Regions from separate parts of the Mus musculus genome. Here all the other regions are linked to region 1. The links are chromatin loops, found by intact Hi-C in ENCODE. Cell type or tissue: left cerebral cortex. All regions are shown on one strand. Each heading gives the region's core, and the rest is flanking DNA. Links, peaks and the distances in the headings are about the cores only.

Region 1 (10,417 bases), core at 838-8,837:
TATCAATGACCTCAATTCCTCAATAAAAAGACACAGACTACCATACTGAATTTAAACAATTCTATCATCCTGCTGCCTCCAAGAAACACACTTTAATATCAAGGATAGACATCATCTCATGGTAAAAGGATGGAAAAATATAATTCAAGCAAATAGACCTAAGAATCAAGCTGGTGTAGCCATTTTAACAGTTGACAAAATAGACTTCAAAGCAAAGCTAACCAGAAGATATAGGGAAAGATATTACATACTCATCAAAGAAAAATTCTACCAAGAGTACATTTTAATTCTTAACGTTTATGCACCAAACATAAGGCTACCCAAGTTCACAAAGGAAACTCTACTATATATTATATTAAATCACAAACTGACCCTCACACACTGATAGTGGAGGACTTCAATACTGGAATCTCGCTAATAGACAGGTCATTAACACAAAAATTAAACAGAAAAATGCTGGTGTAGCTGATGTTATGAACCAAATGGAACTAAAAGATAGTCACAAAAAATATATACTTTCTTCTCAGCAGCTCATGTAACTTTCTCCAAAACTGACCACATATTTCAACACAAAGCAAGTCTCTACTAATACAAGAAAATTGAAATAACTCCATGCATTGTATCAGACTACCACAGATTAAAGTTGGATATCAACAGCAACAGAAACCTTACAAACTCAAGGAAACTGAACAACTCTCTACTGAATGAAAAATAAATCAAGACAGAAATTAAGAAAGAAATTTAAAACTTTTTAGAATTGAATGAAATTGAAAATATAACATGCCTAAGCCCATTGGACACAATGAAAGCAGCTCTAAGAGGAAAGTTTATACGCAAAGTATCTACACACGCACACTCTCTCTCACACATACACACACACACACACACACACACACACAGAGGAGATGGAAAGAGCTCATACTAGTAACTTAACAGCACTGAAAGATCCAGAGCAGAAAGAAAGAAAGAAAGAAAGAAAGAGAGAGAGAAAGAAAGATAGGTGGGTGGGTATAAATAGTAGTCATCCCCCAAAGGGGTAGATGGCAAGAAATAATTAAATGTGGAGCTAAAATCAATCAATAAAATAGAAACAAACAAACAAAATACAATAAAAAGAATCAATGAAACAAAGAACTGGTTCTTTGAGAAAACCAGTAAGATTGACAAACCCTTAGCCAAATTAACTAAAAAGTGGAGATAGAACATCCAAATTAACAAATTAGAAATAAAAAGGGGAACATACCGACACCAAGGAAACCCATAGATCATAAGGACATGCTTTGAAAATCAGTACACAACCAAATAGGAAAACTAAAATAAATGGATAAATTTCTTGATCTATTCCACCTACCAAATTTAAACCAAGATAAGATAAGCAATTTAAACAGACAAATAATCCTTAGTATAATAGAAGCAATAATTAAATGTCTACAAACCAAAACAAAAAACAAAAACAAAAACAAAACAAACAAACAAACAAAAAACAGATAGATTCAGCCCAGAATTCTACCAAAAAAGAGAAGAATGTAAAACTGATACTTCTTAGATGATTCTGCAAACTAGAAACAGGAAAACATTACCTAATTCTTTTTAAGGGGCCACAATTACTCTGATCCCGAAACCAAAATAAACTCAATAGCATATATTTGGAGGATTTTTTTTTCTGTCATATTGCTTTTTGGGGCTTGCTTTTCTTTTAACTTTTCAGGTCTTTTGCTTAATATTGTGGTTTCCAATTTTTAATTTTTGTAGGATTTTTGTTAGTTCAAAGATATGTGTTTCTGACTCTATGTGTTTCTTGTGCTTTTTTTCAAGCTTATTTTATTAGCATGTTTGCTTGTTTGTTTAGTCCTATTCTGGTTTGTTTGTTTTTATTTTATCTTATTTTATTATTTTTAGATACCTGAATTTTTTCTAATATGAGTGAGAGAGAGGATTTGGAAGTGCAAAAGTCGGGGAAGAGGGTCTGGAGGAGTTTGGTGAAGGGAAACCATAATAAGAATATACTGTGTGAAAAACTATATTCTCAGAGAATGAATTTTAAGTATAAATAAAAAATAGACTTGGGGCTGGAGAAGCTAAGTGCCTAGGAGCATCTGCCGCTCTGCCAGCTCTCCCATTGGCTGAGGAGCTACCTTCCTTGAATTCCCCAGCTCTGCGTCTCTACCTAGATTTGGGGTCTGGGGGATCAAACTCACAGCAAGTACTTTACTAACTGCTCTCCCCAGGCATGTAGTTATTGCTTTAAAAGCAAGATATGGTGCTTAGAGGACCTATTTTTCTCACTTAAAGCCAAAGATGATGTTAGAATCCAAATCTTGTGTCATCTATTTTCATCTACAGTCTTCTGGAACATGAAGGCTCTCCCAGCCTGTACTGCACTCACCACCTTCCTAGGAATAACAAGAGCCCTCCACTCACCAAGCTACTTTCTACCAAAAAAAAAAAAAAAAAAAAAAAAAAAAAAAAAAAAAAAAAGTGATTTCCTGCTCACTTGCAGCAAAACCTAGCAGGCTCCATTGCAATGAGTTTCCTGGCTTTTTTGCAATGTGTTTCACGGTGTTCTAATTTCATTATTGTTGTGGTTTCTTTTCTCAATGTGTGTAAAGAAAGAGAAGCACACTGCATTTCCCATTAAGCAATTCTGTAACACTACAAAGGACAAGCAGTGATAACTCAGATGATGCTGACTCTGACACCAAGGTCCCCTCATGAAGACATTCCTGCAGAAGGCAATCAACAAAGAGGTTCCGGAGAACCCATGAGCTAGCTGCGGAACTCAGCTCTCCTGCCATGACAAACCATTGTTCCCTTACAGTCAATACAGCTATGCTTGCCCACATTCACAGAGCCTCACAAGACTAAACCCATAGTTAGCTTTCCTTGTAGAAGTAGATGGGGAGGGTCTCTACAACCCAGCCCTAGCTGCACATGACATGGAGTATACAAAACATGGAAAGCTAAGTAGACAGGATCAGGCTCCACTAATACCATTCAAGAGATCTTCTTCACCCATGCTCTGGTAGAATTTCTCAATGATGGGCTTGGGGTCATCCATATGCCTATAAGTAATTCCTCACCCAGGTCCCTATAAGTCTTACTAACTGGTTCATCATGCTGGACATGAATGGAGTTGTTTCTTTACTCCACCAGCTCTCAGCCTGTGAGCGACAGCTGATTTGGGCCCAGCATATCAAATATCTGAATTATGATTCATAACAATGGCAAAATTACAGTTATAAAGTAGCAACAAACTAATTTTATAGTTAGCAGTCACCACATGAGGAACTATATTAAAGGGTCTCCACATTAGGAAGGTTGAGAGCTACTGCTTTAGTCTAACTTTGACTCTGTCTAGGGTGGACAAACATTTCTTCACATCTCAGAAAAAGTAATACAACACTATGGAAGCTTCACGCTCCACTCACGGTAAAGTTGACTGAGAGCAGTGTGCTGCGGGATTTTGAGTAGACCTGAACTATAGGAATATTCAAGTAGATTGTATTTCACTAATTTTTGGCATGTCTGTAATATTGTGTAGTTTTTAACCTTTCAAGAAAAGGAAGAAAACAGACGTGTTCTCCATCCACTCAGTGACAGAGGAGAAAACTAAGCTGCATGTTCACCAATGGCAAGGACGGGGCTCATATTTGCATGCGTTGACTGGGGGGTCATCTTCTTTTGACTACGATTCCTTTCTATACAACAATCTCTGTCTTCAGTTTGTACTTTTGTTGCTGTTGCAGGTTGTTTTAGCCTCCTTTGCATGTGCACGAGCACACACACACAACTTAATGTATGGGATGTGTCTTTGGCTTCTATATAGTCAGTACAGTGTCTGTCCAAGTTAGCTCTGTTGTCAACATGACAAGGTTTAGAGTCATCTGAGCAGAAAGCCTCCATTGAGAATTGGCTTGCAGGCATGTCTGTGAGACACTGCCTTGATTCTTAATTGATGTGGGAGGACCCAGTCCACTGTGGATGGCACCATCCTTAAGAAGGCCATGTATAAGAAAGCTAGCTGAGCTTGTGACTGAGTGAGCTAGAGAGGTAGCCTGCAAGCAGTGTTCCTCCATTGTTTTGCTTCAATCTCCTGCTTTTCTCTGATTCCCTCCATGGTGGACCATGACCTGGAAGTGTAAGCCAAATAAACCCTCCCTCCCCAAGTTGCTTCTGATCAGAGTGTTTATCCCAGCAAGAGAGAGTCCACAACACTGACCAAGACCAAGGAGGCCAGAGGAGTGTATGTAATGAGATGATCACATGTTGGAGCGAAACAAGGAAATAAATCATAGCCTCGCTTGTGCCTTCTGTGCTCCCTGTGTTGGTGCCGATATGCACAAGCCTCTAAGGATTATGAAACCGAAAGCTTGGAGTTGGCACCAGACAGCAGAGCCTGGCTGTGCAGGCTCGGGATGTTTCCTGTGGAAGCTGAAGTCCAGTGCTGCCATCTAGTGATCATGAGCAGAACCAAGACTCTCCCGCCCTGACCTGCAGCTGGTCCATGCCCCACAAGCAGAACCTAGCCTGTGTGCCAACGCCTGTAAGCTGAGGCAAACACAGCTAAACCTGTTGACCCTAGGCTGTGCAGGGGTTGACCTAAGGTGGCCTGGTTCTCTTCTCAATCCACAGTTCAGCTGCTGGTGGCTTTCACCTCACAAAGGTGAACAGGGTGCATCTTTCTCTCCACATTTAAGTGTTTTAAAGCTGAGATTATGAATCACTGATGCAACGAGAATCAACAGAAAGAAATGATCAATTGTTGTACAATTAGGTCAAAATCTTGGGAGGGCAGGGCCTGATAGGTGTGTCTAGCAAGTTCCCAAGCCCCGTGTGCTCCCCGACTCTTTTTCAATAGCCCTCACTTCTGCTCCATTCTGAAATGACTGTTAGTGTAGTGCGTGCATGCGTGTGTGTGTGTGTGTGTGTGTGTGTGTGTGAGAGAGAGAGAGAGAGAGAGAGAGAGAGAGAGAGAGAGAGAGAGAGAGAGTCCAAATTACCTAGAGAGCTTGTTTTAAACAGGCACAGCTATCCCATGGCTAAATTTTCTGATTTAGTCAGTCTTGAATGAATTCCAGAATTTGCATCTCTAATAGGTTTCCAAGTAGAATTATTTGAATCCTGAATTTCCTCTAAAGTTCTCATGCAGTTAAGACTTTCTCCAAAGCTAGATACATCTGTAAGCCCAATACAAAGCTTCTCTCTCCATATGTATGTATGTATGTATGTATGTATGTATGTATGTGTATATATAGAGAAATTATATAATAAATAATTATATTTATTATTTATCTCTCTACATATATATGTATAGGCATATATACTTATGTATATATACATATATATGTGCATATTCTTAAGAGATAGCTTCTAGCAGAAGCAACTTAACATCATTGGGAACATGCCCTTGAAGAGGATATTAGGACCCCAGATTTTCTATCCTCTTCTTCCCCCCTCCCTCACATTTTCTTCCCCAGCTGCCATGATATAAACAGGTTTACAACTGCAGACTCTCTCCTTATTGCATGTCTAAAAGCCACGAACTCCTGCAGCCATGGACTACAACCTCTGGAACTCAAAGCCAGAATATGCCTTACCTCTCTCTTGGTTGAGTTTCTTCCCCCATTGTTATTGCTGCTGCTGCTGCTGCTGCTGCTACTGTTTGGAAACAGAGTCCCCCATGTAGACTTGGCTAGCCCTAAACTTAAAATTTTCCTATCTGTCTTTTGAGTGCTGAGCTTGTAAGCTAGTACCCCGGGTATTTATCGATAAGTTGACATTCTAAAGTATCCATTACAGTGTAGGGCCCTAAGCTATGCATTGTTGGCTTGAAGGTCAGAATTTGCAGACACCATAGTTGGCGCGTTTCCAGCCCATCCATTATGTCCCCTTTGTTCATCTAACTCCATCATGGCTACTGTGGTAAAGCTCTGAGAAGACTGAGAGCAAGGAAATAGGAGGGAGGCCCCCAATCCTTTAACTGTTCTTGGCTCTGACTCTAGGTGGGGAGGCCCCAGTCCTTTGACTGTTCTTAGATCTCATTTCATAAATTTTACTTCAGGATCTAGATGAAGGCATCTAGCTTCCACCCAGGTAGCCGCTCATGCAAGTTCCCTGTTTACGTGCCATATATTTATGAAGTTGAAGCCTGCTTCACAAACAGCACCCGGACCCAACAGACTACAGCACAGTCTTGGCTGGTGGCGAGACTGTGGATCCCGCAGATAAATGAACCCAGAGCAGTGTGAAACATCTTGCCTAAAAAGGTCCATTGGCAACCAAACCCTGAGAGTCTGGATCTGGTTAAAGTTTGTGGACCCTCATTAAACTAATTTGATACATGATTTGGAAAGAGTGTCTATTATGATAGTCCAAGAGCAGTATTGTACCCAGATTGCAAAAACCCCAAAGAGACCATCAGGAACTACAACTCCAATGCAAGAACACGAGAGTCCTTATTCAAGCTCGAGCTTGGGTCACAAACCCAAGCAACAGGTTAGGAAAGTGACCCTCGGGTCTAGGGGTTTAGGATTTATATAGGAAAGGTTTGCAAGCTGGGGCTTTCAAGCCTTGGTGTTACATGATTGGGTAAATGGGTAAAGGAATGTTAACCTTCAAATTGATAGTATCTGCTCAGACCACAAGGAAAGACCACACACCTGAAAAGGGGCATCTTGACCAGGGAAAGACTTGTGTTCTCTTAGCCCACTCTGTTGTTATCAGCTAGCTGCAGCTGCTGTGTCTATTTTACTATCATCAAGCACATTTCATGATTTTTCTCAGACCTCAAGGGTAGGAGCCATATCACTCTAAGGTTTTCTCCAAGGATAGCAGCTTAAAATAGAGTTTAGAAGACAAGATGGAATCTGTCCTGCTGCTTTTTGTCTCTTCATTGGCCATGCCTCTATGAGGGCAAGTTAATTTAGAATGGAGTCTAAAGTGGAGTTTATTCTGCTACCTCAGTCCCTTCAGCAGGAAGCATCTTCCCACCATGATGTCTAGGGTTGGCTGGCTGGAAGGGACCAGTTTGCTCCTGTTTGCCACAGACCCTCTGGGCCCCTGTGCCTGCGTAGGAAAGAGTCTCTAGAGTAGATGGGCAAGATTAGGATGTAGTGACAGACAGCCAAACACACAAGAGAGGTGTTTAATCTGAATGTAATGTTCCAGTCGAGCCTCAGACTTTTATAATACAGAGTAAATTGCAAATCATAACAGAAAAAGGCACATTGAATTTTTCCAGGTGCAAAAGGAGTGACTTCAAAAGGAACCAGATAAACGTTTAACATTAGAGATTAACACAGATGCAAAGGGAGTGACTACAAAGAGAATTTGTAGGGACCAGATAAATGTTTACCTTAGAGATTAGCACTTTCTGCCAGGCAAGAGTTTTACACTTAGAGTTAATAGCCTCAGGATAGTTAACTCTTGATACGCCTCAAGACTAATGTAGTGTCACTGACCCCAAAATTCTCTAGGCCTCGTTAATTCTTATCTATATCTGGAGACTGTCCATTTTCAGTATAGTATACTAATTTGCTCTTGGCATGGAATGTAGTCTGTAATACGAATTTCTATCTCAGTGAGAATTTTAGACTCTATTTGCAGACATCTGAATTAATGGCTAGTGCTTTATTAGCTACTGAATGGGTTAAGCTCCTTGCTGCTATCTGGAGTCTAAGAACACTGGGAAAAGGCTTTAGCTATGTTAGAATACAATCTTAAAAGGCATTTACTATAAGGCAATGCTTAATAGAGTGCACGTGAATCTATACACTAGACTAATGTAGTGGAAATTTGATTATTATGGGTAAGGGAAAAAAAAACGCCATAACTCCGGGAGGAAAATTTCCATAGAACTCTTATCCTCGTGGAACAGCTTCCAGGCTTTTCGCCTGCCAAACTGACCCAAACTGAAGAGCTGACTTTCGCCAGTCATCCAGGAGGAGAGTACTAGAAATTCATTTCTCATGAGCAGCTTTTTGGCATTTCTGCCTCACAAGCTGACTCCACCAGAGTGCCCTGGCACCTGTTTGTGATACAGTTCCTGGTTTATACTTCTTACAGGAGAAGAGCTGCCATTGATCAATCTCTCTGTTCCAGATTTGGGGCCTAGTGAAGGAAAACATTGTTAGTTTCTTTTTGTGTGACCAAACACCTGAAGAAGCAACCCACAGGGGGAGGGAAGGGTGAGCTTATCTCTGGAACTTGGGTGGGGCCAAGGGCTCTGAAATGATGCTTCTCCTTAGAACCTCCAGAGTACACTTGGAGTAAAACAGATCTGAACTGGAATTAGGGTAGAGCATTAAAATGGCACAAAAGGACATCTTAATTTTTTTCTTTTTTTGTTTCCCTGCCTGAGTCATAAACCCCATAGATCATCATGAAAAGGCAAAATAACCTGGCCAAATAAAACTTAAATTTTTAGCCTTGACATGATTCCATCCTGTGTGTCTGTTCTGTGGAACACTGAAGTGTGTGCCTCCACCTCATGGAAGACTCAATGAATGTGGACATGAGCCCTCTTAGGCCTCAGAACTATCTTTACGGCCGTAAACTAAAGGCTAACAAAGACTATCACTTTAAAGTGCATAATGATGAAAATGAGCACCAGTTATCATTAAGAACAGTCAGTTTACTCCAGAAAATCAAATAACCCCATTAAAAAATGGGGCTCAGAGCTGAACAAAGAATTCTCACCTGAGGAATACCGAATGGCTGAGAAGCACCTGAAAAAATGTTCAACATCCTTAATCATCAGGGAAATGCAAATCAAAACAACCCTGAGATTCCACCTCACACCAGTCAGAATGGCTAAGATCAAAAACTCAGGTGACAGCAGATGCTGGCAAGGATGTGGAGAAAGGGGAACACTCCTCCATTGTTGGTGGGATTGCAAGCTTGTACAACCACTCTGGAAATCCGTCTGGCGGTTCCTCAGAAAACTGGACATAGTACTACCGGAGGATCCAGCAATACCTCTCCTGGGCATATATCCAGAAGATGTCCCAACCGGTAAGAAGGACACATGCTCCACTATGTTCATAGCAGCCTTATTTATAATAGCCAGAAGCTGGAAAGAACCCTCAACAGAGGAATGGATACAGAAAATGTGGTACATTTACACAATGGAGTACTACTCAGCTATTAAAAACAATGGATTTATGAAATTCTTGGACAAATGGATGTATCTGGAGGATATCATCCTGAGTGAGGTAACCCAGTCACAAAAGAAGTCACGTGATATGCACTCACTGATTAAGTGGATATTAACCCAGAAACATAGAACACCCAAGATACAATTTGCAAAACACAAGAAAATCAAGAAGAGGAAAGACCAATGGGTGGATACTTCATTCCTCCTTAGAAAACGGAACAAAATACCATGAAAGGAGTTACAGAGACAAAGTTTGGAGCTAAGACTTTAGCTAAGCTAAAGGATGGAATATCCAGAGACTACCCCACCCGGGGATCCATTCCATAATCAGCCACCAAACCCAGACACTATTGCATATGCCAGAAAGATTTTGCTGAAGGGACCCTGTTATAGCTGTCTCGTATGAGGCTATGCCAGTGCCTGGCAAATAGAAGTGAATGCTCATAGTCATCTATAAGATGGAACACAGGGCCACCGATGGAGAAGCTAGAGAAAGCACCCAAGAAGCTGAAGGGGTCTGCAACCCTATGTGAAACAACAATACGAACTAACCAGTACCCCCCAGAACTCGTATCTCTAGCTGCATATGTAGCAGAAGATGGCCTAGTCAGCCATCACTGGGACAAGAGGCCCCTTGGTATTGCAAACATTATATGCCCCAGTATAGGGGAACACCAGGGCCAAGAAGTGGGAGTGAGTGGGTAGGGGAGCAGGGCAGGTGTGGGTGGGGGTAATAGGGGACTTTTGGGATAGCATTTGAAATGTAAATGAAGAAAATATCTAATAAAAAAAAGACTGTGGTTCAAAGACTGTCTGTTATGGCAGCAAGGGCTTGAAGCAGCTAACCACATTGCAGCTGGAGCCAGGAAACAGAGAGGGGTGCATGCTGGTGGTCTGCAGAACAGATATTTCTCTGCTCTGCTGTATTTGGTCTGAGACCTAGTCTGCAAAAGAGTGACACACACGTGTAGACTGGGTCTTCCCACTTCAATTAGCCCAGTGTAGAAACCCCGTCCCAGATACGCCTACTGGTCATCCAATACTCTGTTATGTTGATAGTCATTATTAACCCACATACCCTTATATATCTATAGAGATTCTTAAGGGACAGACTAAAAGGGACAAAGGTAGTCCCTGGTGGACAGAAGGGGTGTGTAGTCCTAGAGCAGAGGACATTTCAAAAAACTGAAGACTTTATTAGTCAGAACTAATAACAGCAGAGAGAGAAAAAAAAAAGCATGCACAGAGTCACCAAACCAGGAC
Region 2 (10,417 bases), core at 1,133-9,132, 300 kb before region 1:
TGTCTAGAAAATTGTCCATTTCATCCAGGTTTTCCAGTTTTGTTGAATAAACCCTTTTGTAGTAGGATCTCATGATGCTTCGGATTTCCTCAGGTTCTGTTGTTATATCTTCTTTTTAATTTCTGATTTTGTTAATTAGGATACTATCCCTGTGCCCTCTAGTTAGTCTGGCTAAGGGTTTATCTATCTTGTCATTTTTCACAAAAATCCAGCTCCTGGTTTGGTTGATTCTTTGTATATTTCTTTTGTTTCTACTTGGTTGATTTTATCCCTAACTTTGATTATTTCCTGCCATCTCCTCCTCTTGAGTGAATTTACTTCCTTTTGTTCTAGAGCTTCTAGGTGTACTGTCAAGCTGCTAGTGTGTGCTCTTTCTAATTTTTTTCTGGAGGCAATCAGAGCTAAGAGTTTTATTCTTAGGACTGCTTTAATTATGTCCCATAGGTTTGGGTATGTTGTGCCTTCATTTTCATTCAGCTCTAGAACGTCTTTAATTTCTTTCAATATTTCTTCCTTGACCAAGGTATCATTGAGTTCAGCTTCCACGTGAAGGTTGGCTTTTTATTATTTATGTTGTTATTGAAGGTTAGCCTTAGTCCATGGTGATCTGAGACAATGCATGGGATAATTTCAATATATTTATATCTGTTGAGGCCTGTTTTGTGACCAATTATATGTTCAATTTTGGAGAAGGTACCATGAGGTGTGGAGAAGAAGGTATATCCTTTTGCTTTAGGATAAAATGTTCTGTAGATATCTGTTAAATCCATTTGTTCCATAAATTCTGTTAGTTTCACTGTTTCTTTGTTTAGTTTCTATTTCCAGGATCTGTTCATTGATGAGAGTGGGGTGTTAAAGTCTCCCACTATTACTGTGTGCAGTGCAATGTGTGCTTTGAGCTTTACTTGCATTTCTTTAATGACTGTGGATGCCCTTGCCTTTGGAGCAGAGATACTCAGGACTGAGAGTTCATCTTGGAAGATTTTACCTTTAATGAGTATGAAGTGCCCCTTCTTGTCTTTTTTGATAACTTTGGGTTGGAAGTCAATTTTATTTGATATTAGAATGGCTACTCCAGCTTGTTTGTTCAGACCATTTGCTTAGAAAATTGTTTTGCAGCCTTTCCCTCTAAAATTGTGTCTGTCTTTTTCCCTGAGGTGGGTTTTCTGTATGCAGAAAAATGTTGGATCCTGTTTATGTAGCCAGTCTATTAGTCTATGTCTTTTTATTGGGAATTTGAGTTCATTGATATTAAGAGATATTAAGGAAAAGTAATTGTTGCTTCCTGGTATTTTTGTTGTTAGAGTTGGCATTCTGTTCTTGTGGCTGTCGTCTTTTTGGTTTGTTGAAGGATTACTTTCTTGCTTTTTCTAGGGTGCCATTTCCCTCCTTGTGTTGGAGTTTTCCCTTTATTTTCCTTTGAAGGGCTGGATTCATGGAAATATATTGTATGAATTTGGTTTTGTCATAGAATACCTAGGTTTCTCCATCTATGGTAATTGAGAGTTTTGTTGGGTATAGTAGCTTGGGCTGGCATTTGTGTTCTCTTAGAATCTGTATGACATCTGTCCAGGATCACATCTGTCCAGGCTTTCACAGTCTCTGGTGAGAAGTCTGATGTAATTCTAATAGGTCTGCCTTTATATATTACTTGACCTTTTTCCCTTACTGGTTTTTATATTCTATCTTTATTTACAACAACTGCATTTGTTGTTCTGATTATTATGTGTCAGGAGAAATTTCTTTTCTGGTCCAGTCTATTTGGAGTTCTGTAGGCTTCTTGTATGTTCATTGTCATCTCTCTCTCTTTAGGTTAGGGAAGTTTTTTCCTAAAATTTTGTTGAAGATATTTGCTGGCGGTTTAAGTTGAAAATCTTCATTCTCATATATACCTATTATCCTTAGGCTTGGTCTTCTCATTATGTCCTGGATTTTCTGGATGTTTTTAGTTAGGATCTTTTTGCATTTTGCATTGTCTTTGATTGTTGTGCCCATGTTTTCTATGGAATCTTCTGCACCTGAGATTCTCTCTTCCATCTCTTGTATTCTGTTGCTGATGCTCACATCTCTGGTTCCTGATTTTTTTCCTAGGATTTCTATCTCCAGAGTTGTCTCCCTTTGTGATTTCTTTATTTTTTTAGATCCTGGATCGTTTTGTTCAATTCTTTCATCTGTTTGCCAGTGCTTTCCTGTAACTCTTTAAGGGATTTTTGTGTTTTCTCTTTAAGGGCGTCTAGCTATTTACGTGTGTTTTCCTGTATTTCTTTAAGGGAGTTATTTATTTCCTTCTTAATGTCCTCCATCATCATTATGAGAAGTGACCTTAGATCTATATCTTGCTTTTCTGGTGTGATGGTGTATCCAGCACTTGCTATGGTGGGAGAGTTTGGTTCTGATGATGCCAAATAAACTTGGTTTCTGTTGCTTCTGTTCTTATGCTTGCCTCCTGCCATCTGATTATTGCCCTCAATATATCTGATTGGAGCCTGTCCTTCCTATAATCCTTGTTGATTATGGACTCCTCAGAGTCCAGCTTTCTTTGTGATCCTGTAAATACAGGATCCTGTGAACCTGAGATTCTGGGTGTGTCAGAGTTCTCAGAGTTCTTGGCAGTCAAACTTCCTCTGAGACCCTGAGATCCTGCTGTGACCAAGATCCTGTTATCCTAGAATCCTGGAATCTTAAGATCCTGGGCGTGTTACAGCACCTAGACGTGGTGTCTCCTCTGGGGAATGTGGAGCTATCTTGTGTGTTCAAAACCAAGGTATACCAGCATAGATCAGAAGGAACTGGAGCTGCTGCTCTGGCAGAGCTCCGTGTCCTTGCTCCTGCTATCACAGGCCTGTCATGATTGGTTTGGAACAGATGTGTTCCACTCACCAATAATCCTAAGATTCTGGGCGTGCTAGGGCGCATGCGGCATGAAAAGTCCTCTGAGGACTGTGGGACTGTCCCTTGAGTTTGCGCCTAAGGTGGCTCAGAGCTGGCGCCAACTAGAAGGGACCTGAGCCCCTGGTCAAGTGGGTTTCCTGCGTCCCTGCTGCTGGCACAGGCCCATCAAAATTGGTTTGGAACAGATGTTGTGTTTCACTCACCAGTGATCCTAAGATTGAGTGGAGACTCCTCTGGGGACCATGGGACCGTCCACCGAGTTCGTGCCCAAGGTGGCCCGGATGTGTGTCTTTCATTCGAGAATTCAGAGCACTGTGGTGGGTTTTCAGGAACTTGCACTGTGGCTGCTGGGGGATTTGACCAAGTTATTCAACTACAGCTACAGATCTGGCACTGATGAGCCCTTCCTTTGTTTCCCCAGACAACTCCTTTACATTGCTCAGCATCCTCCCTATGAGAGTACCTGCTAGGAAGGAATAGGCTGGGATCAGGACAATGTCCATGCATGCTCTGAGTTAAGTTTTGCCTGTGCCTTTAAATCTGTGTGGACCCTGCTTTCCTCATTTGTAAAGGAGAGAATTGTCAGTTTGAGTAAACTTGGGGAATATGGAGAACATAGAGAACATTAAGAGATGGGCAAAGGACCCCAGAAATCCATATGTTATTGAAATCATCTTAGGGATGTGTGTGTGTGTGAAAGTTGAGGCCCTTTACTTTCTTAAGATTTGCACATTTCTAAATATTTAGTAAGTATCTGTTAAACACTATTCACTAATGAAAGAAATTTGATTCCTTCCTAAATTTTTCCTTCTGCTACCAAGATAAAACTTAGTTCAGTAGTCCGGTGCTCTTTAGGACAGCAGTGATGACTGGGTAGCTAGAAAGTGCTGCTCATCTCTTTACCAGTTCTGCAATAAGTATGCTTTTCACTTCTGACAGCTCACTGAGATGCCTGATTCCTAAGGGTTGTTATTAGAAGAAATCATACTTTGTCCATCTAATAAAATTTGGCAGAATGCCTGTCACATTCCAGAAGTTTAAGTAGAAGCTAAGGGGAAAATGGAGGTAAAGTCTTGTTACTTTCTTGGAACTCCTGTTCTCTTCGAGGAGACAAACATTGATGAGATAGAGTATACTGTGACAAGACTCAGGAAACCATGGCCCCTATGGAAGCATTGAGTGCACCAGGGAGTGGGTAAAAAAGACATAACGTGGCAAGGTACCTGAGCTAATAATGTCCAAGTGAGCAGAGATTAAGGAGACCAGTGAAGAAAACCAGACTGGAGTCAGGTGGAATCAGCCTCTGGAAACCCAAAAGTACATTAAAAGAGTGCTTAAAGGATGACTTTGGCTGAATGTGAATTCTTTCTTCTATCTTTCAAGTAAGTCACAATGCCAAATATAAATGAATGGATCCCTTTCCTCCTCCCTCTTCCTTTCCATCTTCCTCTTCCTCTCCCTTTTATAAGGAGGAGCAATATTGGGCCATTCAACCCAACGGCATGTGATATCTGGTCCTTAGTAATTGAGTCATTTAATGGACACACTGATTTGGTTGTGTGGTAGGTGGTAGGTGATCATCAGCCATTCCTTTGAGACATGGAACTCACCTATGTAGGAACACTGAGGATGTCCTTCTTAGGTGAAGCCTCCGTTCCAGTCTGCTGTGTCTCACGGTGCCTCAGGAAGGGTCACTGCAGTTCCACCACCCTCAGGAAGATGAATGTGGGTGTCCACATGAGCATCATTCCTTTCATTTCTGCTTTCCCAGGCACCCAGCTTGTCCCACAATGAAGCTCACCTTCAGGATCGATCTTTCGACTCAGTCCCCTTGACATTTGTCCCAATTGTTCCAGAAATAACCTTAAAGACATCCTCAGAATTATACTTCATTGCCATTTTAGTTGTTTCTCAATCTAGTCAAGTTGAAAGCCAGGGTTATTTATTCTAGGGGAGCTTTCATTTTTAATTAAAAATGGTATCAGTGGGCTGAGGAGATTGCTCAGTAGGCAAATCACCTGCCATGCAAGGGAAGACCAAAATTTGGATCCTCAGAGCCCACGTAAATGTTGGGTGGGTGTGACAATCTCCTGTAATTCTAATTTGGGAAGGAAAGGTAGGAAATCCCTAGGTCCCCTAAGTAAAACAAAGAGCTCCACATATAACTGAGTGATCCTGCCTCAATTAATGCAGTGGAAAGTGACTGAAGAAGACACTCAATAGCAACCTCCTGCCTCCATACACTTTTCCATACATGCATGGGAATCAAAACACAGGGAAGCCTCTACACAGGAAGAAAATAGCTTCCACTTAAGGATCCACCACATGGCTGCTGGATTCACAGTACCACCAGATGGCACCAGAAAGGCCTCTTAAAAATTCTGAAGAACTTGGCCCAACTGTTGACCAAGTTACTCCTAACTTTATATCATTGACTTTACATGAGGTTTGGCTTTTATGAGTTGAATAACACGTTTTTAAGGATTTTTTAGTCCATACATGCCTCTGTCACTTATATAAAAGACATGATGGCATATCATACAAAGCCACCAAAGCCTGTGGCATGAGCCCCTGAGAGTTGGGGCTTGTGAGTCAACACTGGCTTGTATTTAATCCAACCAGTGCCACACGGTGAGACCAGACCAGATGGCTCTTGCAACAAGGGGACAGAAGAACCAAGTGGCCAGGCTATGATACTAAACCTTGTTTTCCAAAGAAAGAAATAAAATGAGTAATTGGGGATAGAAAGAAGGCGTTCAGTGTTAAAAAGCTTTCTTTCCCACACAGCCTAGTTTTCCTGATGTGGAGGGCCTGACGTTTTGAACTGCATACCTTTGATTTACAAATGCTTATTTGGTTAGCAATTGCACCTATCAATGACCTCCAAGGAGTCAGTTTCCTGAGCTTACAACTTATATATAGCCATCTTGGTAATTTTCTCGTAATGTCTTCCTTGTCCTAAATTGTCAAATTTATTCCTTAAAATTATATGCTTTTGCTTAGTTGTTTGTTTTGGATATGTTCTCACTTTGCAAACCAGGCTACTCTATATTGACTAGGCTGGCTTTGAACTCACAGATCACTGTCTCTGTGTCTCAAGTACTGGGATAAAAGGTGTCCACCACTCTGCTCAGCCAAAATAGATTCTTTAAGAAATAAAATTTATTTTCTAGTTAAAAGCCTGAATAGATCAAATTCCACTGCATAAATGCTGTTCCCATTCTCACATATCTCAGTCCACTTGCAAAATTTATTCTGTTATTCCTTCCCAGGACCATCCATACATACAGTCCCTGCCTGATCTTTGAGCCCTCTTTGTTACTTAGCCTCTCTGGATTTGTAGATTGTACCAGGCTTTACTAATGAGCCAATTTGCGTTTATATGTTATATCATGTTTGGATCTGAGGTACCTCACTCTGGATGATTTTTTTCTACTTCTATCCATTTGCCTGCAAATTTCATCAAGTCATTGTTTTTAGCAGCTGAGTATTATATCACTGTGTAAATATACCATATTTTTATTATTGGTTCTTCAGTTGAGGCATTTATGTTGTTTTCAGTTTCTGGCAATTATAAATAAAGCTGCAAAGGATTTCGAATATTTAAGTATTTCTCAGCCAGTTGAGATTTCTCTATTGAGAATTCTATGCTGAGCTCTGCTAATTAAGGTCAAAGTCTACCATTGTCCAGATAGTTCTCTTTACCAGCAGGGCTTCTTCTTCTCTGACCTTATCTGGAGATTCCAAAACACCTATATACTCTGCTTGCAGAATGTCACATAGCCTCTGTGAGAATACAGGTTAAGCTTCCTTTCTCCAGGTAAGAAACTGTCCAGCAAGCACCTGAAATTCCTGGAATGCCTCTCCAGGCAAATGAGGCATCCACAGAGTTCTAAAACTCTAGCCAATGATTTTTGCATACCCTGAAAATTCCTTCCTATGCACCAAGGTCCATGTATACCTTTGTTTCATCTCAAATAAAGTGTATACACTCAAACCCACCCCAAATAAAGGTATGCACACAAGGTAAGATCATCTCAGGAGCTGTTTCTTTGAAGATCATTGGAGAAGGCCTTTGCTTAACAGAACTGTAACACTAAGATCCTTGGAGGACTTCTCCCCCAACCCTCTAGTCCCTGGCTGGCAGGTACTGACTTCCAGGATCCTGTAGATCCTCACATGTTCTGAACTTTGCTTTATACTTCCATCTGCATCTGGACATCCTGAGAAGGAAACAGTGGATGACATGGAACTAGAGCTGGCCCCCAAAATGCATACCACAATTCTCTGTTTAGATCTATACACCATTTGTGATTGAGTTACTTGGTTTGTTGATGTCTAGTTTGTTGAGTTCTTTATTTTGGATATCAGCCTTGTGTTAGATGTGGAGTTGATGAAAATCTTTTCCATTTTGCAGGTTGCCTTTTCTCCTATTGACAGTATCCTTTGCCTTACAAAAGCTTTTCAATTTCATGAGATCCAATTGATTGCTTGTGCTATTGGTGTCTGTTTAAGACTTTTCCTGTGCCAGTGTGTTCAAGGCTATTCCCCACTTTATCTTCTTTTTTTTTTTTTTTTCCTTTTCTCACTGTTTTTTTTTTCCATTTTTTATTAGGTATTTAGCTCATTTACATTTCCAATGCTATACCAAAAGTCCCCCATAGCCACCCACCCCCACTCCCCTACCCACCCACTCCCCTTTTTTGGCCCTGGCGTTCCCCTGTACTGGGGCATATAAAGTTTGCGTGTCCAATGGGCCTCTCTTTCAGTGATGGCCGCCTAGGCCATCTTTTGATACATATGCAGCTAGAGTCAAGAGCTCCGGGGTACTGGTTAGTTCATAATGTTGTTCCACCTATAGGGTTGCAGATCCCTTTAGCTTCTTGGGCACTTTCTCTAGCTCCTTCATTGGGGGCCATGTGATCCATCTAATAGCCGACTGTGAGCATCCACTTCTATGTTTGCTAGGCCCAGGCCTACTCTGACAAGAGACAGATATATCAGGGTCCTTTCAGCATAATCTTGCTAGTGTATGCAATGGTGTCAGCATTTGGAAGCTGATTATGGGGTGGATCCCCGGATATGAGAGTCTCTACATGGTCCATCTTTTTATCTCAGCTCCAAACTTTGTCTCTGTACCTCCTTCCAAGGGTGTTTTGTTCCCACTTCTAAGGAGGGGCATAGTGTCCACACTTCAGTCTTCATTTTTCTTGAGTTTCATGTGTTTAGGAAATTGTATCTTATATCTTGGATATCCTAGGTTTTGGGCTAATATCCACTTATCAGTGAGTACATATTGTGTGAGTTCCTTTGTGAATGTGTTACCTCACTCAGGATGATGCCCTCCAGGTCCATCCATTTGGCTAGGAATTTCATAAATTCATTCTTTTTAATAGCTGAGTAGTACTCCATTGTGTAGATGTACCACATTTTCTGTATCCATTCTTCTGTTGAGGGGCATCTGGGTTCCTTCCAGCTTCTGGCTATTATGAATAAGGCTGCTATGAACATAGTGGAGCATGTGTCCTTCTTACCAGTTGGGGCATCTTCTGGATATATGCCCAGGAGAGGTATTGCTGGATCCTCCGGTAGTACTATATCCAGTTTTCTGAGGAACCGCCAGACTGATTTCCAGAGTGGTTGTACAAGCCTGCAATCCCACCAACAATGGAGGAGTGTTCCTCTTTCTCCACATCCACGCCAGCATCTGCTGTCAACTGAGTTTTTGATCTTAGCCATTCTGACTGGTGTGAGGTGGAATCTCAGGGTTGTTTTGATTTGCATTTCCCTGATGATTAAGGATGTTGAACATTTTTTCAGGTGCTTCTCTGCCATTCGGTATTCCTCAGGTGAGAATTCTTTGTTCAGTTCTGAGCCCCATTTTTTAATGGGGTTATTCGATTTTCTGAAGTCCACCTTCTTGAGTTCTTTATATATGTTGGATATTAGTCCCCTATCTGATTTAGGATAGGTAAAGATCCTTTCCCAATCCGTTGGTGGTCTTTTTGTCTTATTGACGGTGTCTTTTGCCTTGCAGAAACTTGCAGAGTTTCATTAGGTCCCATTCTCGATCTTACAGCACAAGCCATTGCTGTTCTATTCAGGAATTTTTCCCCTGTGCCCATATCTTCAAGGCTTTTCCCCACTTTCTCCTCTATAAGTTTCAGTGTCTCTGGTTTTATGTGAAGTTCCTTGATCCACTTAGATTTGACCTTAGTACAAGGAGATAAGTATGGATCAATTCGCATTCTTCTACACGATAACAACCAGTTGTGCCAGCACCAATTGTTGAAAATGCTGTCTTTCTTCCACTGGATGGTTTTAGCTCCCTTGTCGAAGATCAAGTGACCATAGGTGTGTGGGTTCATTTCTGGGTCTTCAATTCTATTCCATTGGTCTACTTGTCTGTCTCTATACCAGTACCATGCAGTTTTTATAACAATTGCTCTGTAGTAAAGCTTTAGGTCAGGCATGGTGATTCCACCAGAGGTTCTTTTGTCCTTGAGAAGACTTTTTGCTATCCTAAGTTTTTTGTTATTCCAGATGAATTTGCAAATTGCTCCTTCTAATTCGTTGAAGAATTGTGTTGGAATTTTGATGGGGATTGCATTGAATCTGTAGATTGCTTTTGGCAAGATAGCCATTTTTACAATGTTGATCCTGCCAATCCATGAGCATGGGAGATCTTTCCATCTTCTGAGATCTTCTTTAATTTCTTTCTTCAGAGACTTGAAGTTTTTATCATACAGATCTTTCACTTCCTTAGTTAGAGTCACGCCGAGATATTTTATATTATTTGTGACTATTGAAAAGGGTGTTGTTTCCCTAATTTCTTTCTCAGCCTGTTTATTCTTTGTGTAGAGAAAGGCCATTGACTTGTTTGAGTTTATTTTATATCCAGCTACTTCACCGAAGCTGTTTATCAGGTTTAGGAGTTCTCTGGTGGAATTTTTAGGGTCACTTATATATACTATCATATCATCTGCAAAAAGTGATATTTTGACTTCCTCTTTTCCAATTTGTATCCCCTTGATCTCCTTTTGTTGTCGAATTGCTCTGGCTAATACTTCAAGTACTATGTTGAAAAGGTAGGGAGAAAGTGGGCAGCCTTGTCTAGTCCCTGATTTTAGTGGGATTGCTTCCAACTTCTCTCCATTTACTTTGATGTTGGCTACTGGTTTGCTGTAGATTGCTTTTATTATGTTTAGGTATGGGCCTTGAATTCCTGATCTTTCCAAAACTTTTATCATGAATGGGTGTTGGATCTTGTCAAATGCTTTTTCTGCATCTAACGAGATGATCATGTGGTTTTTGTCTTTGAGTTTGTTTATATAATGGATTACATTGATGGATTTTCGTATATTAAACCATCCCTGCATCCCTGGAATAAAACCTACTTGGTCAGGATGGATGATTGCTTTAATGTGTTCTTGGATTCGGTTAGCAAGAATTTTATTAAGGATTTTTGCATCGATATTCATAAGAGAAATTGGTCTGAAGTTCTCTATCTTTGTTGGATCTTTCT
Region 3 (10,417 bases), core at 1,588-9,587, 380 kb before region 1:
CTGAAGAAAAGTTTGTTTTTCTGGAGAGGAATTTTCTCAAGGCTTGACATTTCTTGCATGATGCTGAAAAATACCACAGAAAGCATCAGAGACAGAGACAGGATCTTTTTCTCTTCAGGAAGGAAGCCCAGGAGAAAAGTCTATTCTGAGTTACCAAATTCCCTGGATCTTATATCTCAATGATCATCCTTACTTAGTAACAACCAGACAGATTAGTTAAGGTTCATTTTCTGTTCATGGATTTGAATCCCCCCCAAACAGTATAACTTTTATGGTTAGCTTTTATAGACTGTAAAAAAGTGTTTCTGCTTCAAGCCTTGTGCATATTGAGACTTGACTATTGAGGCAGCAAGTGAGCTCTGCAGCACATTTCTCAGCACCCAACTTAGTGATGAGTCACACATTTGCTGTGTCTGCCTTGTTATTATCAGTTGTCTCTGCTTTGTTATTAGTATAGTTAGTATTTCCCTAATTCTGTCCCCCATTAACTATTAACCACCACATAGAAAATAAGTCTGAATAAAAGCCACTTAGTGCAAAGAACACTGCTCTTCATATGATGCTGCTAGTCACATTTGAACCATGCAAAGACGGAAACATAATACTTGTAATAGCTTGTCATGCAACACTTAGAATTACTAACTTAACATACTTACAAGTAAAGTTTTTGAATGATGGTAGAGTACCTATACTGTTCCTTGTAAGTTCCCAGAAGAAACATCAGAGTGTCTCAGGTTCTTCCCTTTTCTTGAATACCATTGTGTCACTTTAGGTAAGTTACTTGCCTGTCACCTGCAGCTTCATCTGGAAAGCCGTATTGGTAGTATCTATCAGTATTGTAAAGAATTGCAAATGGACACCAGTCCCTAGCATATAATAGATGTTAAGTAAATATATCTTGGTATATAAACGAAAAGTGATTCAGTAGTTCATTTTCTTACTACAGGGGGATGTAGCTCGGTGGTAAAGTTCTTGAACAGTATTTTTGTGGTCTTCAGTTCAATACCTAGTAGTGGCAAAGAAATAAGAATAAAAATCACTTTACTGTGGCATATTTTAATATACTTGCTTTTTACTCTACCATGTGTTTGTTTATATATTATTCTTTTTAGACTAGATCAGTAAGCAACAAATCTCAGCTTTCTGATTTTTATCAAGAACTTCTTTGCCTGACTATACAGCAGAGCATAAAATACATAGTCTGGGATCTGTATGGCAATTTCATTTTAAGGTACATGAAATACACAGGTAAGTATGGTAATGAGGCTATTTTAGAGAAATATGCTGATGAAGGATGGACAGTGTGTTAATGTAAAGTTACTGTTTTAAAGTTTGTGTGTGTGTGTGTGTGTGTGTGTGTGTGTGTGTGTGTGTGTGTCTGTGTCTGTGTGTGTGTGTGTCTGTGTGTATGTATGCATGCCTGTGAAACAAGCAATGCAGTAAGGTGGCAACTTGTGGGAGTTGGTTCTTTGCTTCCACTCTGGCTCCTAGGGCTCAAGCGAATGTCCTCAGGCTTGGCAGCAAGTGCCTTTATCTGCTTGTTGACCTATCTCTCTGGCCCTGAGAGATATTTGCCATTTTAAATAGACCACAGTAAGTGTTAAAACTCAGCCGAGACCTGAGGAAATGAATGAGGACAGTGTATGTTTGGTTGGAGTATTCTAGGCAAAAAGAAGAGTATATACTGAGGCTGTGATGAGCTGGTAGTGTGCTATATTGAGGCCAGGAGATGATGCAGCTTTATAACAGTATTCACAAACATTAAAAAGTGAAGTGAGAGATTGGGGTTAATAGTTGTGGCCTGATTGTAGCTAATCACATGGCATTACAGTCTTTTCTAAAGACTTCTCACTGACTTCTCATAGCAGTTGGAGTTCTCATTAAAGGGATTACAGAAAGATAAAAAATGTACTTAAAAGCCAAAGTCAATAGAAGTGATCAGATTCCAAATACGATGTGATGTATGTTGTGAGTATGGGGTGTGAAGGAAAGTGGTTTCAAGGTATTGGGCCTTGCGGTCCCATGAAGGAAGTTAAGCACTTACTGAGATGCAATGACTCAGAAGAGCATGCTTGAGGTTAAGCAGTTTTGACATATGTGTGTAGAAGAGCGTGTTAGTTGTCCAGGTTGATGGTATAGGAAACAGCTGGATATTTTAATATGGTATACTAAAGCATGTATCAGATCCATTTGAAAGCCATAGTGTATATGCCTGCTTTAATTGAGGACTAAATTCATATAGAAGCTAAGTACAACCAGATAGTAGAGCTGAACTGATAAGACTTGTGGGATTTTAGAGTAGTTTCGTGATTTGATTTTTTTTTTCTTTTCTTTCTTTCTTTTATTTTTTTAAGTGCCCACATCCTTCATAGGAGCAGGACCTAGTATTTTTGTTGTTGTTGTTTTGTTTTTTGGGTTTTTTTTTTTTTATTGGATATTTTCTTTATTTACATTTCAAATGTTTACCCCTTTCCAGGTCCTCCCTTAGAAAACGTTATCCCATCCCTCCTCCCCCTGCTTCTCTGAGGATGCTTCCCCACCCACTCCTGTCTTCCATCCCTGGCATCCCCCTACACTGGGGCATCAAACACCCTCTGGCTCAAGGGCTTCTTCTCCCACTGATGTCCAACAAGGCCATCCTCTGCCACATATGAGGCCAGTGCCATGGGTCCCTCCATGTTTATTCTTTGGTTGGTGATCCACTCTCCAAGAGTTCCAGGGCAGGTGACCGGTTGACATTGTTGCTCCCTCCATGGGGCTACAAACAGCCTCACTTCCTTCGGTCCCTTCTCCAACTCCTCCGTTGGGGACTCTGCACTCAGTCCAATGGTTCCCTGAGAACCTCTACCTCTATATTTCTCAGGCACTGGCAGAGCCTCTCAGGAGACAGCCATATCAGGATTCTATCAGCAAGCACTTACCTACATCCACAATATCATCTGGATTTGGTGGCTGTATATGGGATTGATCCCCAGGTAGGGCAGTCTCTGGATGGCCTTTCCTTAAGACTCTTCTCTACACTTTGTCTCCATATTTCCTCCTGTGAGTATTTTGGTCCCCCTTCTAAGAAGCACTGAAGCATCCACATTTTGGTCTTCCTTCTTAGGCTTCATATGGTCTGTGATTTGAATCTTGGGTATTCTGAACTTTTGAGCTAATATCCACTTATCAGTGAGTGCATCCCATGTGTGTTCTTTTGTGACTGAATTAATCTCACTCACTTGATATTTTCAAGTTTCATCCATATGCCTAAGAATTTCATGAAGTCTTTGTTTTTAGTAGCTGAGTAGTACTCCGTTGTGTAAATGTACCACATTTTCTGTATCCATTCCTCTGTTGAGGGACATCTGGGCTCTTTCCAGCTTTTAGCTATTATAAATATGACTGCTATGAACATAGTGGAGCATGTGTCCTTATTACATGTTGAAGCATCTTCTGGGTATATGCCCAGGAGATATATGCCAGGTATACGCTGGGTCCTCAGGTAGTACTATGTCCAGTTTTCTGAGGAACCGCCTGACTGATTTCCAGAGTGGTTGTACCAGCTTGCAATCTCACCATCAATGGAAGAGTGTTCCTCTTTCTCCACATCCTCACCAGCATCTGTTGTCACCTGAATTCATGATCTTACCCATTATGACTGCTATGAGGTGAAATCTCAGGGTTGTTTTGATTTGCATTTCCCTGATGACTAAAGATGTTATGTGCTTCTCGACCATTCGGGTTTCTTCAGTTGAGAATTCTGTTTAGCTCTGTTCCCCATTTTTAAATAGGGTTATTTTGTACTCTGGAGTCTAACTTCTTGAGTTCTTTGTATATATTAGATATTAGCCCTCTATTGGATGTGACATTGGTAAAGAACTTTTCCCAATCTGTTGGTTGCCGTTTTGTCCTATTGACAGTGCCCTTTGCCTTACAAAAGCTTTGCAATTTTATGAGGTCCCATTTGTCGATTCTTGATCTTAGAGCATAAGTCATTGGTGTTCTGTTCGGGAAATTTTCCCCTGTGCCCATGTGTTCGAGAATTTTCCCCACTTTCTCTTCCATAAGACTCAGTGTATCTGGTTTTATATGGAGGTCTTCGATCTACTTGGACTTGAGCTTTGTACAAGGAGATAAGAATGGATCTGAAGAGGTCTGCAACCCTATAGGTGGAACAACAATATGAACAAACCAGTACCCTCAGAGCTTGTGTCTCTAGCTGCATATGTAGCAGAAGATGGCCTAGTCGGCCATCACTGGAAAGAGAGGCCCCTTGGTCTTGCAAACTTTATATGCCCCAGTACAGGGGAACACCAGGGCCAAGAAGTGGGAGTGAGTGGGTAAGGGAGCGGGGGGGGGGGGGGTCATAGGGAACTTTTGAGATAGCATTTGAAATGTAAATAAAGAAAATAGCTAATAAAAAAAAGAATGGATATTCAGTTCTATTCTTCATCTACCTGCCTGTCTGTACCAATACCATGCAGTTTTTTGTTGCTGTTTTGTTTTGGTTTTTTTTTTTTAAATCAGGAATGATGATTGCCCCAGAAGTTCTTTTATTACTGAGAACAGTTTTCGCTATCCTGGTTTTTTGCTATTCCAAATGAATTTGAGAATTGCTCTATGAAGAATTGAGTTGGAATTTTGATGGGGATTGTATAGAATCTGTAGGTTGCTTTTGGCAAGATGGCCATTTTTTTCTATATTAGTCCTGCCAATTCACAAGCATGGGAGAACTTCCCATCTTCTGAGGTCTTCGATTTCTTTCTTCAGAGACTTTTGAAGTTCTTGTCATACAGATCTTTCACTTGCTTGGTTAGTCACACCAAGATATTTTATGTTGTTTGTGACTATTATGAAGGGTGTCGTTTCTCTAATTTCTATCTTAGCCTGTGTATTTTTGAGTATAGGAAGGCTACTAATTTGTTTGAGTCAATTTAATATCCAGCCACTTTGCTGAAGTTGTTTATCAGCTGTAGGAGTTCTTCGGTGGAATTTTTAGGGTCACTTAATTATACTATCATATCATCTGCAAATAGTGATATTTTGACTTCTTCCTTTCCAATTAGTATCCCTTTGACCTTTTGTTGTCTAATTGCTCTGGCTAAGACTTCAAGTACTATATTGAATAGAATGGGAGAAAGGGCAGCCTTGTCTAGTCCCTGATTCTAGTGGGACTGCTTCAAGTTTCTCTCCATTTAATTTGCTGTTGGCTACTGGTTTGCTGTATATTGCTCTTACTGTGTTTAAATATGGGCCTTGAATTCCTCATCTTTCCAAGACTTTTAACATGAAGGAATGTTACATTTTGTCAAATGCTTTCTCAGCATCTAATGAAATGATCATGTGGTTTGGTTTTTTTTATTATTATTATTGTTGTTGTGGCATTTGTTTATGTAGTGGATTACATTGACGGATTTCTGTATATTGACCATGCCTGCATCCCTGGGATGAAGCCTACTTGATCGTGGTGAATGATAGTTTTGATGTGTTCTTGGACTCAGTTTGTGAGAAATTTATTAAATGTTTTTGCATCAATATTTATAAGGGAAATTGCTCTGAAGTTCTCTTTCTTTGTTGGGATTGTGTAGATTAGGTATAAGCTGCAATTGTGGCTTCATAGAACAAATTGGGTCGTCTTTCTTCTGTTTCTATTTTGTGGGGTAGTTTGAAGAGTATTGGTATTAGGTCTTCTTTGAAGGTCTGATAGAATTCTGCACTAAACCCTTCTGGCCCTGCGCTTTGTTGTTGTTGTTGTTGTTGTTGGAAGGTAATTTCTTTAATTTCTTTTTCAAGTAATGATGTAATATTAACATTCTCAGACACAGCACACCCCCTAATGTTATGAAGCACTTGGATTTTTAAAGCAATACTGATAATAGTTACCAAATATATAATCAAATGGTACATTAAAAGGATATGTGTCATTTTATTATTTCAAACTTTTTGTTCTGAACAATACAGTTTTACGTTTTAAGAATACTATGCTAATTCACTTCTGGTAGTTGGAAAATGCCTTCTGATTCAATTCGATAGTTTTAGCACTAGAGGGCAGCCTTGCCTGCTTCTGGATTGTGAAGAACTGAGTGAATTTAATTAAGCTAGCTTAATCTTAAACATTCAACCTCAGTAAATGAATGTCTTAGTCTCTTTAGAATCAAGTTTTCCATCCACTGTGGGTTTTTTCTTATTATTCTGAAAGTACAAAATAAGACTGATTTTGAGGGAGAGGGAGTTAGTTGTTGATGTTATTATATATCTCCATATAAAATCCAAGGAAAACACAAGTATCATTTACTGTAGTTATGTTCAGATATGATAATGGATTGAACATAGAAACATATAAATGGAACAGAATATGGAGCTAATTAAAGAAAATCTTGTACATGAAAATATTTATTCAGAAAACAGATTTAGCTCCTAACTGTGCTGATCTTGTAATAGGAGTCAAGGCAAAACCATATCCAAGTGAGTACCTATGTAAATAAGCTGTTGTACAAGCATTCCCAGCGCTCCAGAGTTTGCACCTGTGTACTAAATATCTGTTCTCTTCAGTTTTAGAGATCCTGACCCGTTAGTCTTTGGTGCTGGCAAGTACCCATCACAGTGCTTGGCATTTAGGCTAATCCACACTGTTTGAATATGTAGATACAAAGCATCACAGCTTATACAAACCTGTTTTCACACGTCTAGGGAAGCTTTCCTATCATTGTGTCTGAAGATATGAATATATACTTCTGTCTTTTCTTATTTTCTCTAACAACCTTTACCTATGGATAAAGGTTATTAGACATTGACTATTAGACTGTAATGTTTAGTAGGAAACAAAATAAATAAAAACCAAAAGCATTGTCAACGGTGGAAAGGAAATTCTAGCCTTTTTACAGTCCTCGGATTTCCAATCTGACTTTTATTGGAGAAGTTGAAGGTGAAATATAACATCTGCAGTGAATGAACCCTCTTCTTTCTCACAATTTTCACTAGGAAGGTCTTCTCACATTCAGGACTGGTTTTCTGCACCTTTGGGCATTCTTTCTTCCTCATGCTAGTTCTTGAATTTCTTTGTACATGAAGATCTTTGTAACATCCTTATTTATCAGGACAAGGCAATACCGTGCAGACTATCTATTCTCCAGTCTGAATCAAGCATCAGTTGAACTTGCTGGATATGTGTTCAATAAATGCTAGCAGTTACATAAAATCATTTGAAAGAGTTGGTCCACTTATAGATGCATTTGGTAATGTAAGAAAAACTTGGCCCCTAATGTCAATGATGTTTACCAATTATTTCCTCTGTTAGTACAGTTGACATGGTTCAGTGGTTCTTAAGAAGTGGTTAAATATAAGTAAGTGGGATTCTTAGTCTAGAGCAGCAGTTCTCAACCTGTGAGTCGGAACCCCTTTGTGGTCAAACAATTCTCTCACAGGGGAAATCTAGAGGTTTGAAAAATAGATATTTACATTACTATTCATAACAGTAGCAAAATTACAGTTGGGATGTAGCAATGAGATTATTTTATGGTTGGGGTTCACCACAATATGAGGAGCTGCGTTAAAGAATAGCATTAGGAAGATTGAGAACCACTGGTCTAGATTGTGTTTGGAATGAATACACAAGCCTTAACTGCTATAGTTATCTTTAAAAATCTGTCCATTTACACTGCACAGGAAGAATTTTATGAAACAAAGTATTTTAATGTCTTACTACTTCTCTTAAATCAATTGTTTTTTAAAATTAGATAACACTGTTTCAAAAGAAATTTTACCAGAAGTACAATTTCTTAAAATAACTAAGTGTTCTGGTTGGACCAGGGAGCTCTGTGTCTTCTTCACTCACCTGTACTATTTCCTAACTTTCAAAGGACCACTACCTTTCTAGTTGCTGTGCTTTGAGCACCACTTTGTGCCCACTTGTACTTCACAGAGTGGAGAAACTCTAGATTTCTATTTAGAAATTTCTATTACGTCCTTACATAAAGTCAGGAAGTATCTGGCATTGTTTTGATCTGCATATGATGACAAGTGCTTCAAGTCTCACTGGGAACTTTCTAGAACGATAGAGTATGTTAGCCTTGTTTTAGATTCATTATCTAGAGTTATGCCAAAAAGAGAAGGTACTACAAGTATCCAGCAGATATGGAACAGACAAAATGATTGACTGTCAATAGTTTGAAGCTAAAACGTTGCTATATTCTTTATTATATAAGATAAACTTGAATAGTTCCTAAACTGGTTTTGTATTTGTTTAGTTTTGTTTTGTTTTTGGCAGTCTCCTAGAATTGGGATGCCTGGAACATACTATGTTAGGCCAAAGTGGCTTCAAACTCAAAACAGTCCTGCCTCTGCCTCCCGCGCCTCAGCCTCAGTGCTGGATTTATAGGTGGGGGCCACCATGTTTTTTCTAAACTCTTTTGAAGCTTATGATCCCCAAGAGGACAAAGCTCAGAAAGCTGCTAAGGTATTCAGTTCATAAGGTATTCATTGAGTTATTCACTTCATAATGTATTTGTTGTGAGAATATACATGACTATCATCCTTCCAATGCTGTAAATTTCTTGAAAAATCTGCTTATGCTCGTGGCTAGTAATTTAGAAGTTTGCTTAGTGACATGAGTGAACTAATGAACTCTTACACAAAATGTCTACCTGTTTCTTACACATTCTTAAGAATGAAAAGCATGTCTTAAGTTTCTAACATAGTGTCTTGTCTCAAGAGTTTGCTGGAAATGTTGGCTGAACCAAATAGATGAAAGTATGCATGTCACCAGGGTCTGAGGTCTTCTTAATGAATAATGAATTATTTCATGACTGAAGACACCCCCTCAGTATGTTCTCAGTTCTTAATAGTTGAATAACGTGAACAACAAGCTACAAGATGAGCGTCTGTGACTTCTCGGCAGATGAGACTTTGGAGGTGGGGGAACTGGAGTTTTGAGGATGCACACTGGTAACCTGTCTTGTTTTCTAAAGCCCCCCATAATGCCTAATGCTTTACTTTGGGTGCAGTGGGTTCTGATAATTTGTTAAATAACAATCAGTGCATGATACTAATTGATGAACAGAGCCACTCTTAAGGCCGGCTCCTACCCCTGTCATTAAAGCCGTGAGCTCTAGGAAAGAAACTGGATCACTCGGAAATCCCTGGAACTCTGAAGTTAAATCAGAACTGAGTAAGTCATCATTTTCATACAGGCATTTTTCTAATGATGCTACTTTGTTGAAAAAAAGCAAACTGCAAGATAACCCCAGCAGAAAAAATTCTTCAGAAGGAAAGCTTCCTTGAGTGAGTGCTTCATCCTTGATGGTAGGCCACTTGACTTAGTGAGTCATCTTCCTATTTACCGATGATTTGTCTTAAGTTTGGTCATGAGATAATTACGTTGATTTGTCTATATTAGGAAGTAATTGGAGAAAAGTTGATTGCTATCAGTTGAATGAGGGGAAATCTGATTGTTCTTAATCTAGAGGCATGACTTGGGCTCTAACTTTATAAAGAATGGATTTATGGCATTATTCCTTGTGTCTAGAAGGCACAACACCATTCTGTCTCTAGTATCCTCCATGTATCTACTGCCTCTCATAATCATTGAAGTCTCCATCCCTACTCTGAGGTCTGGTTGTTTTTAGAAAATAAAAGTACCCATTCCTTCTGCCCACCTTGATCCACCATGAGTCCTGTATAGAGTGCTGGCAATGCTAGACTGGGATAGCCTATCACATACCGTCCTACCTTACTAAACTGCGAGCTCAAGAGCAGGCCTATAGATCTTTGCTATACTTGTTCCCAATGCTTAGAACTATACTCACTATGGAAAAAGCACTAATCAATGGAGCAAGTAAATAAATGAGATAATTTGCTCATGAGACCTGTTAGCCAACCTGTGTAGTTTTGTTCTCTGTGGTACACATTATCATTCCATTTTTTCATATTGAACTACTATTTAATACAAATGAATATAAGAAATGCTTATTAACTGTAATATTTTTATCCTTAAATGGCATGTATTTTAATGACTGTCCATTGCTGATGGCACAGGGATAGTTCTTATGCTTTGCTGAAGGAACTTCAAGTTAGCATAGCATTTTTTTATAAGGCACCTAAGAAGATATATTCAAAACTCTTAGCAGCTTTCATATCCTTTTACCTAGCCATTCTGGTTACAAATGTATCCTGGAGAAAAATATTTTTAACTTGGGGCAGTTATATAAATGTTGCAATGTAACTTCTAACGCACCTTGGAGTGTTATACCATCTTATACCATGCCATATTAGCGAGTGAAAATGACATTTTAAATCACCATAAACAATGTGATAGTGTGCTTTAAAACAGGGCATGTACAAGGAAAAGACTGGAAAGGTTGAGCACCGACTGTAAAAAATGATAACTTCTGGGTAACAGAGTTTTTCTCTTATTGTTTTTTTTTTTCTGTAATAAAAT

Evidence for each region. Peaks named below come from ENCODE experiments on the same cell type or tissue, not always from the same donor. Only the 100,000 strongest peaks of a DNase experiment are listed, where the experiment ranks them.
Region 2: it touches region 1 in a loop (8-fold over the local background); 6 of 42 quality-filtered maps call a loop at or near these places.
Region 3: it touches region 1 in a loop (10-fold over the local background); 34 of 42 quality-filtered maps call a loop at or near these places.

The regions. Positions count from the first base shown.
Region 1 is chr9:7,591,006-7,601,422 of GRCm38, forward strand. The region is part of intron 2 of Gm31751 (a long non-coding RNA gene); the gene reads right to left. Among named protein-coding and RNA genes, the nearest start is that of Gm31751, 23 kb to the right of the region's middle. In left cerebral cortex, for the core only: a CTCF peak has its summit at 4,454 (motif pointing left); a DNase peak (open chromatin) is centred at 4,422; H3K4me3 peaks cover 391 bases; H3K27ac peaks cover 419 bases.
Region 2 is chr9:7,287,090-7,297,506 of GRCm38, forward strand. No RefSeq gene overlaps it. Among named protein-coding and RNA genes, the nearest start is that of Mmp13, 20 kb to the left of the region's middle. In left cerebral cortex, for the core only: a CTCF peak has its summit at 5,242 (motif pointing right); a DNase peak (open chromatin) is centred at 5,230.
Region 3 is chr9:7,210,412-7,220,828 of GRCm38, forward strand. It overlaps a transcript of Dcun1d5 not described here. Among named protein-coding and RNA genes, the nearest start is that of Dcun1d5, 31 kb to the left of the region's middle. In left cerebral cortex, for the core only: a CTCF peak has its summit at 6,022 (motif pointing right); DNase peaks (open chromatin) are centred at 6,030 and 6,521.